2 separate regions of the Homo sapiens genome follow, and region 1 is linked to region 2. The links are chromatin contacts, found by Hi-C or POLR2A ChIA-PET in ENCODE. All regions are on one chromosome and are shown on one strand. The core of a region is the stretch at or near the end of the contact, and the rest is flanking DNA. Distances in the headings are between cores, read along the strand shown.

The links. Hi-C counts contacts between places; a loop is a spot of excess contacts on that map. ChIA-PET counts read pairs that join two places held with the same protein, here RNA polymerase II (POLR2A). Pooled maps may share reads with other maps.
Region 1: a map of B cell shows a loop between it and region 2 (21-fold over the local background). The contact joins the promoter of DCAF7 here to the promoter of TANC2 in region 2. A Hi-C loop is called at or near these places in 3 of 168 maps with a recorded cell type or tissue (B cell, CD4-positive, alpha-beta T cell and naive thymus-derived CD4-positive, alpha-beta T cell), 1 of 37 single-sample maps with no recorded cell type and 8 of 50 pooled maps. POLR2A ChIA-PET finds 5 or more read pairs at or near these places in 3 of 52 experiments (AG04449, activated CD8-positive, alpha-beta memory T cell and naive thymus-derived CD4-positive, alpha-beta T cell).

What each region holds. Positions count from the first base shown.
Region 1 is chr17:63,545,466-63,551,987 of GRCh38, forward strand. It overlaps DCAF7 (DDB1 and CUL4 associated factor 7), which reads left to right and starts at 5,012. Exons shown (of 7, transcript NM_005828.5): 1 at 5,012-5,350. The coding sequence starts at 5,213. It overlaps KCNH6 (potassium voltage-gated channel subfamily H member 6), which reads left to right. Exons shown (of 13, transcript NM_001278919.2): 13 at 144-1,262. The coding sequence ends at 437. RefSeq lists enhancers at 3,942-4,926, 4,226-4,615, 5,056-5,135 and silencers at 5,286-5,335, 5,356-5,505.
Region 2 is chr17:62,962,116-62,968,624 of GRCh38, forward strand. It overlaps TANC2 (tetratricopeptide repeat, ankyrin repeat and coiled-coil containing 2), which reads left to right and starts at 4,120. Exons shown (of 28, transcript NM_001394998.1): 1 at 4,120-4,634. RefSeq lists a silencer at 4,007-4,196.

The DNA.
Region 1 (6,522 bases), core at 3,762-6,261, 580 kb after region 2:
GAGCCTGCAGCTGGGGCCAGGGCAGCAGGACCCTGAGGTGTGGGAAGGGCAGGTACAATTTTTGCCTGATCCCATCCCTGAAATCAGGGTGGATTAACCCGCAGCCTGGCCTGGGGTGCATCCCTCTTTCTTGCTCCTCCCAGACCCCAAGCTATGGAGACTTGGATGACTGTAGTCCAAAGCACAGGAACTCCTCCCCCAGGATGCCTCACCTGGCTGTGGCAACGGACAAAACTCTGGCACCATCCTCAGAACAGGAACAGCCTGAGGGGCTCTGGCCACCCCTAGCCTCACCTCTACATCCCCTGGAAGTACAAGGACTCATCTGTGGTCCCTGCTTCTCCTCCCTCCCTGAACACCTTGGCTCTGTTCCCAAGCAGCTGGACTTCCAGAGACATGGCTCAGATCCTGGATTTGCAGGGAGTTGGGGCCACTGAACTCCAAGATAAAGACACCATGAGGGGACTGAAGGTGGGCAAGGTGAGAGTTAAGGATCTTGGGGAGGTGGCCGGGTGCAGTGGCTCGCCTGTAATCCCAGCACTTTGGGAGGCCGAGGCGGGCGGATCAGACCATCCTGGCTAACACGGTGAAACCCCACCTCTACTAAAATTAAAAAAGAAAAAAAATAGCCGGGCGTGGTGGCAGGCGCCTGTAATCCCAGCTACTGGGGAGGCTGAGGCAGGAGAATGGCATGAACCCGGGAGGTGGAGGTTGCAGGGAGCCGAGGCCGCACCACTGCACTCCAGCCTGGGTGACAGAGTGAGACTCCAACTCAAAAAAAAAAAAAAAAAAGATCTTGGGGAGGCAGACAGCCCCCCAGATGGGCCTCTCCTAAAGTAGCTACAAACTGCTGATCCAGGTGACCCAGGATGGCGTGGGTGAAGAAGCTCACGACTTTTCCCAGCCTCCTCCAGGGCTCCATTTAAACAGCAAGCCTGGTGCAGGGTGGGAGAGTCTCAGGTGTGGAGGCAGCTTACAGGATTGAGGGGGCAGTGAAGAAAGAGGTTTCTGATCTACATGAGTACCTTGCTCTGAGCCTCCCAGCTCAGAACCCTCCAGCACCTCATGGCTCAGCACCAAGGCCCGGGGTTGGTCAGAACTCTTACCATGAGCCTCTGACCTGGCTGGAGATGGAGGTATGTTCTGTGGCAGACATGTCAGGACAGTCCTCCAGCCCTCTGCTCCTGATGGTTCTGTGACATTGGGTCTCTTGAGGGCAGTGGAGTGTCACACAGCTAATAAAGTACACATTTCATGTTGGACTGGGTGTGTAACTTATCTGAAGGTCATTACGTCTTTGACTGTGCTGTGGCTTTCTCCAAACCCTTCTTGTAAGGAGCTGCAGACTTACCCTCCACCATATCCAGTGTGTTGGGGACCTGAAGGTGGTTCTGCTGGGCCCAGAGGCTCCTGGAGCCTGGGGCTGTTAGGCCGAGGTGAAGGGAAGCAGAGGCACTGGCTTGGTGGCCCTAGGGGATCATGACAACAGCCAACACTTCGGTAGCACTCGCCCCGTACCAGGCACTGTGCTGACAGCTCTGCAGATACTTGTTCATCTAATCCTCAAAACAACCCCAACGGGTTGGTATTATTATCCCCATTTTACAGATGTGGGATCAGTAGCAGAGAGACTAAGACACCCAAACATGAGGGGGATTTCTGAGGTGCAGGTACTGTTCTGTTTCCTGATCTAGGTGCTGGTTACAGGTGTTCAGGTTGCGAAAGAGTGTGCTTCTGTGTGTAAATTATACCTCAGTTAAAAAGAAAATAAAAATAAAAAAAGAGGCCAGGTGTAGTGGCTCATGCCTGTAATCCCAGGGCTTTGGGAGGAGGATGAGGCAGGAGGACTGCTTGAGGCCAGGAGTCCAAGGTTACAGTAAGCCGTGATTGCATCACTGAACTCACACCCTGGGCAAGGGAATAAGACCCTGTCTCAAAATGAAAATTTTAAAAATCATCCCCGTGCCCAACACGGGGCATTTGTATTGACCCATTTCTACCCAAATAGCAGCGATTTGAGAGCCACCACCATCTATTTTAAAAACACAAGAAACCCTTCTTTAACATCGTTCTTTTTTCTTTTCTCATAATTCCCACTTATTCCTCCCATAGTTTTATCCTACATGTAATTTATTGGTATGCTTCAAAGCCTAATATTGATCACCCTATCATATGTTTGCAACACAAATATGTATACAGGCTGGGTGCAGTGGCTCACTCATGCCTGTAATCCCAACACTTTGGGAGGCTGAGGCTGGAAGATTGCTTGAGCCAGGAATTCAAGACCAGCCTGGGCAGCATAGCTCAACCTGGTCTCTACAAAACAATTTTTTTTTAATTAGCCAAGCATTGTGATGCGCACCTGTAGTCCCAGGTACTACAGGGCTTGCTGGGAGGCTTGGGTGGGAGAGTCACTTGAACCTAAGAGGTCAAGACTGCAGTAAGCCATGTTCATGCAACTGTACTCCAGCCCGGGTAACAGAGCAAGACTCGGTCTCTTAAAAAAAAAAAAAAAAGTGGCTGGGCGCAGTGGCTCACACCTGTAATCCCAGCACTTTGGGAGGCTGAGGTGGGCAGATCACGAGGTCAGGAGATCAAGACCATCCTGGCTAACAGGGTGAAACCCCATCTCTACTAAAAATACAAAAAAAATAGCCAGGCGTGGTGGCAGGTGCCTGTAGTCCCAGCTACTCGGGAGGCTGAGGCAGGAGAATGGCGTGAACCCAGGAGGTGGAGCTTGTAGTGAGCCAAGATCGTGCCACTGCACTCCAGCGTGGGCAACAGAGCAAGACTCCGTTTCAAAAAAAAAGTAGGTCGGTCATGGGGTGGCTCATGCCTATAATCCCAGCATTTTGGGAGGCTGAGGTGGGAGGACCAGTTGAACCCAGCCTGGGCAACATAGCAAGATCTTGTCTCTACAAAAAATAAAGGAGGCAGGAGGATTGCTTGAGCCCGGGAGGTCAAGGCTGCAATAAGCACTGTTTGCCCCACTGCACCACCACCTGGATAACAGAGCAAGACCCTGCCTCAAAACGAATGTGTATAAATTAATTGACATTTTAAAATTAATTTTTGTAACCTTAATAAGGCTTTAAGGGTTACATCTATTAGTAGTACAGTTGTTCAAAACAACATAAATATATATTCAATTTTCTAATAAAAACTAAAATTTTATTGGAAATATACGTCATAAAAGAGAAAATTTCCTCCCCCCGTTAGTTCCTATATCTGTGGATAAATATCATTATTTTTTATTAGAATAAGACAAGGTACCGCGAATTTTGTACGTCTTTTTCTTTCCTTTTTAAATTTGTTTTTAAACTTTCCTCCTTACAGGGGATTTCCTTTAGCTGGGCATGGTGGCGGGCGCCTGTAATCCCAGCTACTCAGGAGGCTGAAGCAAGAGAATCACTTGAACCCTAAAGGCAGAGGTTGCAGTGAGCCGAGATAGTGCCACTGCACTACAGCCCGGGCGACAGAGTGAGACTCCATCTCAAAAATAAAATAAAATTAAAAAAAAAAGAGGATTTCTTGGCCAGATGCGGTGGCTCACGCCTGTAATCCCAACACTTTGGGAGGCCGAGGCTGGAAGATCATTTGAGGTCAGGAGTTCGACACCAGAATGGCCAACATGGTGAAACCCCATCTCTACTAAAAATACAAAAATTAGCTGGCTGTGGTGGTGCACCCCTGTAATCTCAGCTACTCGGGAGGCTGAAGCAGGAGAATCACTTGAACCTGGGAGGTGGAAAAATCATTTATCATTAAAAATTATATTTAGTGCCCAGAATGGTGGCTCAAGCCTGTAATCCCAGTACTTTAGGATGCTGATGTGGGAGGATCGCTTGAGCCCAGGAGTTCGAGATCAGCCTGGGCAACATGGAGAGATCTCATCTCTACAAATAATAATTTAAAAATAGCTAGGTGTGGTGGCAAATGTCTGTGGTTCCAGCTACTCCAGAGGCTAAAGTGGGGGAATCGTTTGAACCTAGGCAGTCCAGGCTACAGTGAGCCCTTATCACACCAGTGCACTCCAGCCTGGGTGACAGGGCAAGACCCTGTCTTTAAAAAAAAAAAAAAAAAGTATTTAATGTTATCATCCAACAATTCAATACAAACCTCCTTCAATTTTGATGAAAGCTGAGAATTGGAAATAATTTATATAAAGGTGTCATTTGGTCTCTGGCCCTTCCCCTTTTCCAACTCACAGGCACAGATACCTTTGGGGCTGGATTAGCATTTGCGTTGGGATCCACGGCGGGAAGGGTACAGGATGGGAACTGACAAAAACAGAGCCAAGCTGGTCGGGTCGGTGCCTACCCCAGAATTCGGGGACATTTCTAGATCCTGCAGGAAAGCGCGGGAGGGCCTGACTCAAGCTGGCCTGGCCCTGAGCGCATCTGCGCGCCCGAAGCCTGTCCCTGAGGCACGGAGAGAGCAGCTTTCGGGTTAAAAGGGCCCTGGGAAGAGATGGGGCGGGAAGGTGGTACCCGTTGGGCGCAGGCCAGGCTGCCAGGCCGCAGGGCTCTGTCCCGCGAAAGTCAGTAGGTCTTCCACTAAGGCAGAATTGTACTTTTACTCGACAGCGTGGAGAGGCCGCTCAGAACAGCAGCAGCGGAGGGGAAGTCAGCGCAGGTCACAGACGGTTTCACTCTCAGAGACTTGGCCTAGAACTTGGAGGCCCGCTGCTACAGCACGCTCGCCTCCAGGCCACCCACGCCCCCACCACCCGCACTGAGCCGTTATCTGCCTGACTGACATCTTGGCCAACCAATGACCTTTGGGGCTGCCAAAGCGCCTGCCTCCGAGAGTTGGGCGGGGCGAGTAGTTGCAATGACAAACATTTAACCCAATAGCGAGGAGATTTCAGACGCTACGGCCGCAATAACCAATGACAAGAAAGAATCCTTTCGAAAGGACGTGTCAGGCAACCAACGGCCGGTGCCGCTGCGGGGGTCCGGCGGCTTCCGTTCCGAGAGGGCGGGGCGGCGTCCCAAAACGGAAGGTGGTTGTCGTCCGTTCCCAAGCTGGTTTGAAACTAGGGGTCGGGCTCGGCCGTCGTCGTTGTTTGTCGCCGCATCCCCGCTTCCGGGTTAGGCCGTTCCTGCCCGCCCCCTCCTCTCCTCCCTTCGGACCCATAGATCTCAGGCTCGGCTCCCCGCCCGCCGCAGCCCACTGTTGACCCGGCCCGTACTGCGGCCCCGTGGCCACCATGTCCCTGCACGGCAAACGGAAGGAGATCTACAAGTATGAAGCGCCCTGGACAGTCTACGCGATGAACTGGAGTGTGCGGCCCGATAAGCGCTTTCGCTTGGCGCTGGGCAGCTTCGTGGAGGAGTACAACAACAAGGTGGGCCGGGCAGGGGCTCGGAACCCAGCTGGCGGGGAGCGGGCCCCGGGAGCGCCCTTTCCGGGCCGGAGCCCAGGCCTCAGAACCCTCTTGCGGACTCGCCCTAGGGCCACGGAGCGGTTCCTCTGTCTGGCCCTGTGCTGAAGGTTTCGTACTCGTTGTCTGTCTCCTTTAATCCAGGCAGCATTCTTGTGTAGTCGGCAGTGTAGTGGGGAAACTGAGGCACGGTTTTGTGACTTGCCTGGGTCAGGCAGCTATTTCGGGGTGGAAACAGGTCTTAAAACCGGGTTTACGCCCCAAAGATACTCCATTTATTCATCCCGTGCTCTCCACTCCTGCCGCATTGCTTTCGTTGGTGGGCGGGGAAGGGAAGAGAGAGTGATAGCTGTGAAGGAAAATGCAGGCGCTTCTATTGGTGGTCGTGCACTCCTGGCCACACTAGATTTCTATTAAGACGATCTATTGTACAAGCTTCCCCGCCCCCTACTCCCACCCCCCCCGGGTACTCATGGATCCTAGCCCTTCTGCCAGAATTACTGTTGCTCTTGCTTCCTGATATCCATTCTCTCTAAAGCAATCTCTTTGGAAATCTTGGCCTGTGGCATGATCCCGCCGTTGTTTCCTGAACACAGAAGGATGACAGGGCCTTATCTCTTGGCTTGTTTCGTGCTAGTACAGTTGTGTGACCTTTAGTAGTAAGTCTTGCTGGACATACATCAATTTGAGAATCCTTTATAGAAGCACGGTGTAGTAGGGGAGCTTTTAAACTGGCATTGCAACAAACTCATTTTTGAAAGTTGAATAAGTCAGTTGGAAGAATTTTCTTTCTTCCTTTTACTCAAAGTTGTGAATGATAGCGATCAGAGCAACTGAAAGCTGTGGCTAGTGATATTTAAAGCCACTACTCCTGCTTTATGCCATGAACATCAGATTTAAGAAGAGTAAAACTGGCCGGGCGCGGTGGCTCACGCCTGTAATCCCAGGACTTTGGGAGGCCGAGGCGGGCGGATTACCTGAGCTCAGGAGTTCGCGACCAGCCTGGGTAACACGGTGAAACCCCGTCTCTACTAAAATACAAAAAAAAAAAAAAAAAAAAAAAAAAAAAAAAAAAAAAAAGCCGGGCGTAGCTTAGTGCGCCTGTAGTCCCAGCTACTCGGAAGTCTGAGGCTGGA
Region 2 (6,509 bases), core at 2,870-5,369:
CAAGTGATCCTCCTGTCTCAGTCTTCTGAGACTCTGGGATTACAGGCATGAGCAACTGGCAACCCACATTTAAAAAATATGTAATCTTTGTTCTCCTTTACACTTTATATGGCAATCTCCTCAGGGTAACTGATAGAGAATAAAGTTTATGTCTAGGTTCAGTTTTTGGCTCTACGCATCATTCAGTGTAAAATTGGGCTGGTTATTTAACCTCTCAGAACCCCCCTCATCCAAAAAATTAAGATAATACTTATCTGATAGGATGTTGTGGGAATTAAATGAGGTTGTGCATATAAAGTAGCTGGTGAAATATTTGCTGCCAGTAGGTGATCACTCAGTGGTGGGTGGTATGACTTTTTATTTAGGGAGAGAGAGTTGAGGGAAAAGGGTAGAAAAAGGTGAACCTGATGGTTTACTTAAGAGACATAGAGGGCTGGGCACAGTGGCTCATGCCTGTAATCCCAGCACTTTGGGAGGCTGAGGCAGGCGGATTGCTTGAGCCCAGGAGTTCGAGACCAGCCTGGGCAACATAGCGAGACTCCATCTCTATAACAATATAAAAAATTAGCTGGGCATGGTGACATGCACCTTTGGTCTCAGCTACTCAGGGGGCTGATGTGGAAAGGTCACCTGAGTCTGAGAAATAGAGGCTGCAGTGAGCCATGATGGTGCCACTGCACTCCAGCCTGAGTGATGAGGGTGAGACCCTGTGTCAAAAAAGAAGGAAAGAAAGAAAGGAAGGAAGAGAAGGAAAGAAAGAAAGAAAGAAAGAAAGAAAGAAAGAAAGAAAGAAAGAAAGAAAGAAAGAGAGACTTAGAGGTAGCCAGGGAAGACACCATATGCAGAGGTGGGTGATAGTGCAGAGTTGAAAGGGCAAGAAAGGGCATTTTGAATGATACAGATGATGCTAAAATGTTGGGAGGTATAGGGCAAGGATGGGCTACATTATGAACAATTATTTGCAGGTTCTTATTACACGGCATACGTTACATTTCCAAATTTAAGTTATAGACTAACATCTTTACTAGAATGGATTTTTAGTAGGTAATAAAATTAGTATTCTCAGGATTTCAGGTAATAGTGACAGAAAAGGGAATCAGGGAGAGGAGTTGAGAACAGAGGTGGCTTCTTGCTGCAATGTTGCTCTCTGTCCCTACTATACCCCACTCACAACTCTGTCAGGGACATATTGTTTCCTCCTCAAAGTTAGAGTGTGGCAACAAATTATAAGACTGGACAGTAGAACGACCTGGAAGAGAATTGGCAGAATAGAAGGATGGTGGATGATCAAAAGAGCGAAGCAGTGAGTTCATTCCTGGACACTGCCCACATGAAAATGGGATTTGGGAAAGGTTGGCTAAAAGAAGTGGTGACTGATCTTTGGAAGTATGGTGAGGACAGTGAGTCAGAGTTACTCACTTTATCAGCGCAGGGGACCATGTGGGTTACAGCTATCAGATCTTACTGTGGGTAAATCCAATAAAGAGCTCTGTTGCTAAAATTGAACAATTACAGTGTTTTTCTAATTTCCAGGAAAAATGGGTTTAAAGGTTTTCATTTTGTGAATTATTATTAATTTTTTGGTACTTCCTACCTTGTAAAAAAGTTGCAAATAAATTTAAAGAGAAAAACACAGACATATTATTTCTTAAAAACACATTATTTTTTGGCTGGACACAGTGGTTCACGCCTGTAATCCTGGCACTTTTGGAGGCCAAGTTGGGTGGATCACATGAGGTCAAGAGTTCGAGACCAGCCTGGTCAACATGGCAAAACCCCATCTGTACCTAAAATACAAAAATTAGCCAGGGGTGGTGGTGTGTGCTTGTAATCCCAGCTACTTGGGAAGGAGGCTGAGGCACAAAAATCGCTTGAACTCGGGAGGCGGAGGTTGCAGTGAGCCGAGATGGCACCACTGCACTCCAGCCTGGGTGACAGGTCGAGACTCTATCTCAAAAAAAAAGAACAACAACAACAACAAAAAGCCCCCATTTTTTTATTATGTGATTATGTGGAGATTTGCATAACCATAAAATTGCCAGATTTAGTGCTTGTAAAATTGTGTCAATTCCATATGGCAGAGTTAAATCTATCTGTATTTCATGATGCTCCACGTTGAGCACCATAATTTCTAGAGACTGCCACCTGAACTAGTTTGAAAACCAACATTACACCCCTGACTGCCTTTTGTTATTTCTCAGAGAAGGAATGTTATTAGCCTCAGTGGAACTCGCAGGGAAAGGCTTAGATAGAAAGTAATCTTAAAAAAAAAAAAAAAAAAGACCGAAGGAGAATTAAATAGGGTAAATTCAAGTGTAAGAAGGATAACATAATAGCTCCTGTTTCCTGAGTCCTTATTGTGTAACAGGATTTGTGCTAAGTATTTTCCAAAATTTTGTTTCATCTTTACATCCATCTGTGAGGTAAGTATTAATATCACCCACGTTAGACAGATGAAGAAAGGAAGGTCCGGAGACCTGTTCAAGGTCACACAGCAGGTAAGTGTTGGGTGACACTGAGATTCAAACTGAGGTTTTCCGACTGCAGTGATGATGACATTGTAATGCTTCTTTGTGTGTATGTGATTTTAAAAAACTGACATGAAGTGCACAGATCTTTTTGCATATGTATACACCCGGGTAACCATTAAGATATTGAATATTTCCAGCAAACCAGAAGGCTCTCTCCTGTCCCCTCTCAATCAATTCCCCTGTAAGTAATCACTACCTTGCCTCTAATACCATAGGTAGATGGGTTTTCATTAGATTAATCTAACTTTCTGGAGTTAACACCAAAAGATTCCATATGTCAGCCCTTCACCTTGCCATGTTAGCTGTATTATTCAAAGCTGCTCTAGCTCTGACTTTGCAAGCATTCACTGTAAAGAAGAGCTGTTGGATGGACATGTTCATATCCAGTTTCTTGTATTGTTCTGAAATTAATACTAATTTTTGAAAATCGAAGAAACTCCTGGATGAAGTGCTACAGGATGGGGCAGATTAAAGTGCTGTTATCAAACAAACCTCTCTACCTTGGAAGCGCCACAGACAGAGCTTCCTTGATTGATGTAATTTGGCGCATCTATTTCCAATCATGTCATCTGATTAAGAAGTTGGATGACCACGAAAGGTCATCTCAGTTTATGGAAGGGAAGGCGAGCCGGGCAGAGTTGGTAACGGTGATTGCTTCGCATCATCTTGCAGCACGCGATGATGTTTATGTCCCAAATACCTCCCACAGCCGACTTGCTGTTTTATGATAGGAGGGAAACAGTAGAGGGGAAGAAGATCTAGGTGGAGGGTGAAATATGACCTAACATCGTTCGACGAGGTATTAATGTGGTGGCTTTCCCGCCCTTGTCGACCAGCTCTTAAAACCACGCTACTTCTTAGTCAACCTGGCAGTGACAGAAGCAGCGCCACGACTTTACCTCAGGTTTGCAAGCTGTGGTTGGTGAATTTTCAGCCATTATTCTAAATAACAGTCTCGGTCTCCCCACAAACCCCACTGTTGTTTTGTTTTTCTTTCTCATTCTGATTCTCCCCACAGCCAACCGTGGCCTTTTGAAGTCGTCTACAAACTACCACTGAGAATCCGGGAAAGAATAACTGACACTTGTAGGCTTCGAGGACTCTCAGAGTGATATGTGCCTGAGGTGACCGAAGTGGGGGAGATCTAGGAGAGCATTCCGGTCATCAAAGCAGGAGGACAGGCCCTGAAATGGGCGCACGTGACAGCAGCAGCCACCTCGAGAGTGACATCACCCCTGAGGGCGGAGCCCAACTATGTAGGGCCTTGTCAGTTACCGAGCGTCCTCCCTGCTGCCCCTCCAAATGCCACCCACAAGTCCGAGCCCCCCGGGGATACGAGAAATGCCAGGACATCCCAGAGCGCCAGAGCCAGGGCCCCGTCTCTCCGCGCGGAGGAGGGCTGCGTCCCCACTCCCTCTTCCAGCCGTTCCCCACCCCCAAACTGTGGAAGGGGCGGGGGCGCGCGCGCTCCACCACGCACGCGCCCCCACGCACGCGCGCTCCCTCCGCGCTCGCGCCCCTCCCCACCCCAGCCCGGAGGGGGCGGGGCTGCGGGCGGCCTCAGAGGGTGCGACGCCCCCAGCGCGGCGGCGGCGCTAGCGAGCGGCCGGCGGGGCGCGGGTTGCTGGGCGCGCTGCTCCGGCGGGGCCCGCTGGCACAGCCGCCTCGCGCGAGCCGCCCGCCCGGCGGGGGAAGCTGCGAGCGCTCCGAGCGCCCGGCCTAGGGCCGCTGGCGCTGCCCTCCCGCCGCCACCGCCCTCCGCGCCTCCTTCGGGCGGCCCCGCCCCCATTCCCATCCCCCTCGCGCTCACCTCCCGGCTGTGCCGCGCGCTAGGCGGAGCGAGGCGCCCGCCGCCGCCGAGCCGAGCCGAGGGGCGAGAGCTGGCCCCCGAGCCGCCGCTGACAGGAGCACCGCCGCGGGCTGCGCTCGCCGGCTGCGAGGCCCCGCCGCGCCGTTCCGGGGTGCAGACTCGCCGCGGGGCGTTGGAGGACTGCGAGGTGCTCCGGGAATCGCGGGCGGCGCCGGCGGGCGGCGCGGTCCTCACAGGAGACCCCGGGGACTGGGGCTTGACCCGGAGGTGCAGAGAGCCCCTCAGAGCGGCAGGTAAGGGGCCCGGGGAGCAGGGCGAGGAAAGGTCGCTTCAGTGACAGGGTCGTTCGCCTCCACAGCCTCGGCTCCGGGGAGAGGGGCGGGGGCGAGCGGGGAGACGGCGAAATGGGCAGCGAAGTGCCTCGGTGTCCAAGGCGTGGGGAAGGCTGGCTCCGAATATGACACCAAGGCGGGCTTCAGAGGCGTGTGGGGTCGCCACTTGGCTGTCACCGAAGATGTCATGGAATTTGGTACCTAGAGCGTCTCTGGATGACGGGGACCAAGGATAAGATGCGAGGCGGATTGCTAAACGTGGCAGGGAATGTGGTGCAGAACGAGTTGCAAAATGTGCCCCCAGAATGCAGCATAAAAGTAGTTGCGAAATGTGCCAGGTAAGGCACAGGATGGGCTGGCCTCTGTGGCGTTGAAATTCATGGTCGAAGTGTTATTAGCGATATTAATAATTCCTCTGGGAAAGGAGGTGTAGCATAATAAAAGATTAATAAGGCTCATTGCTAGATATTTTGCCATAGGAAATCGGGAGGAGCTATGATAAGCTATTTTTTTTGAGGTAGAGAAAGTAACCACGTGAAAGAAAAAAAGCAAATTGTGTCTGGCTGTGAGATTGGAAAGAAAAAATAGGGCTAAAATAATTCCAGGTTTTGCCATCAGCGTGTAGAGCATTGGTACAATTGTATCCAGTCTTCATTTCCAGGTGTGGAATGTTTAGAATGGTCTTCACAAAACATAAACAATGATAATTAACATTAGGAAGAAGATTTGGTGTTTCGGGTGTCTTTCACTCTCTTCTCTGCTCCTCTCCAGGAAAAGAAACAAACAAAACCCCAAACGTCTTGACCATAATTATGAGTTAAAGATCATTAGGCAAAGGGAAGTATTTTTCGTATGTGCCCTTTTCCTGATTTTTACACAGGTGAAAATATCTGTAATGAGGAAAACAAAGCAGTGTGGTGAACAAAAGGGATAGATTTTCAGGCATTTTGAGGGGTTGGAGCCAGTATCTATCACAATGGTTAATTATAGAGAACGGCAGTACTAAAATATTCTTGTATGTTCTTGGTGTTGGGATGGTGAAATAAAAAAAAAAAAGAATACAGTAAATTGGCATAAAAAGCAACAACATGGATACTGTCAGTGGAGTGCTTCTTGCAGCATTTCCCAGGTAGATCCTCTTAGGGATGTGAGCACGAAATAAAACGTTAAACATTCTCTTTCTCCCTCTCTCTTGCTCCCCTCTGTATCTAGATATTTATTTATGTCTCTATATAGATATATGTGCATGTATATTATACATACATAAGAAATTACCAACATGCTGCAAAACATTGTGACTTCCATTTAAGAACATCTGTTTCGAGAGGATTGTCAGAACATAGCTGGAATTTCAGAAGTAACAAAAGACAACTCCATGATCTATTTAATGTAACTTATATGTATACATACAATGAGTGTGAATATACTATATAACAAAAGCAGAAATATGGAAATGTGTTCGTTAGAATGTACTTAATTATTGATGAGATTTTAATGTTTTATGTTATAATTCTTGTAAAGAAATTAAATTACATGTGTGAATGCTGTTCTCATTATAGTAATTTGCCAGATAATCTGAAAATTCATACTGATTGGCTTTCCCTTAGATCCAAATTCAGCCATTGAGGGATCATTTGCTTCAAAGACAAAAATAGATTTTCCTTGGTGATTGATTTTGGGTTTTAGTCTTTTCTGTAGATATGTCCCTTACCTTGAGAAGCTGTTGGGGCTGAAGAACAGAGGAAAGGGCCAGAGGAGAATAAAGAGAATTCTGTTGGGTCTTCCTGTTTTGTTCTGACTGTAAGCCATATGTACTGCCACCCCCTACTGTCTGTA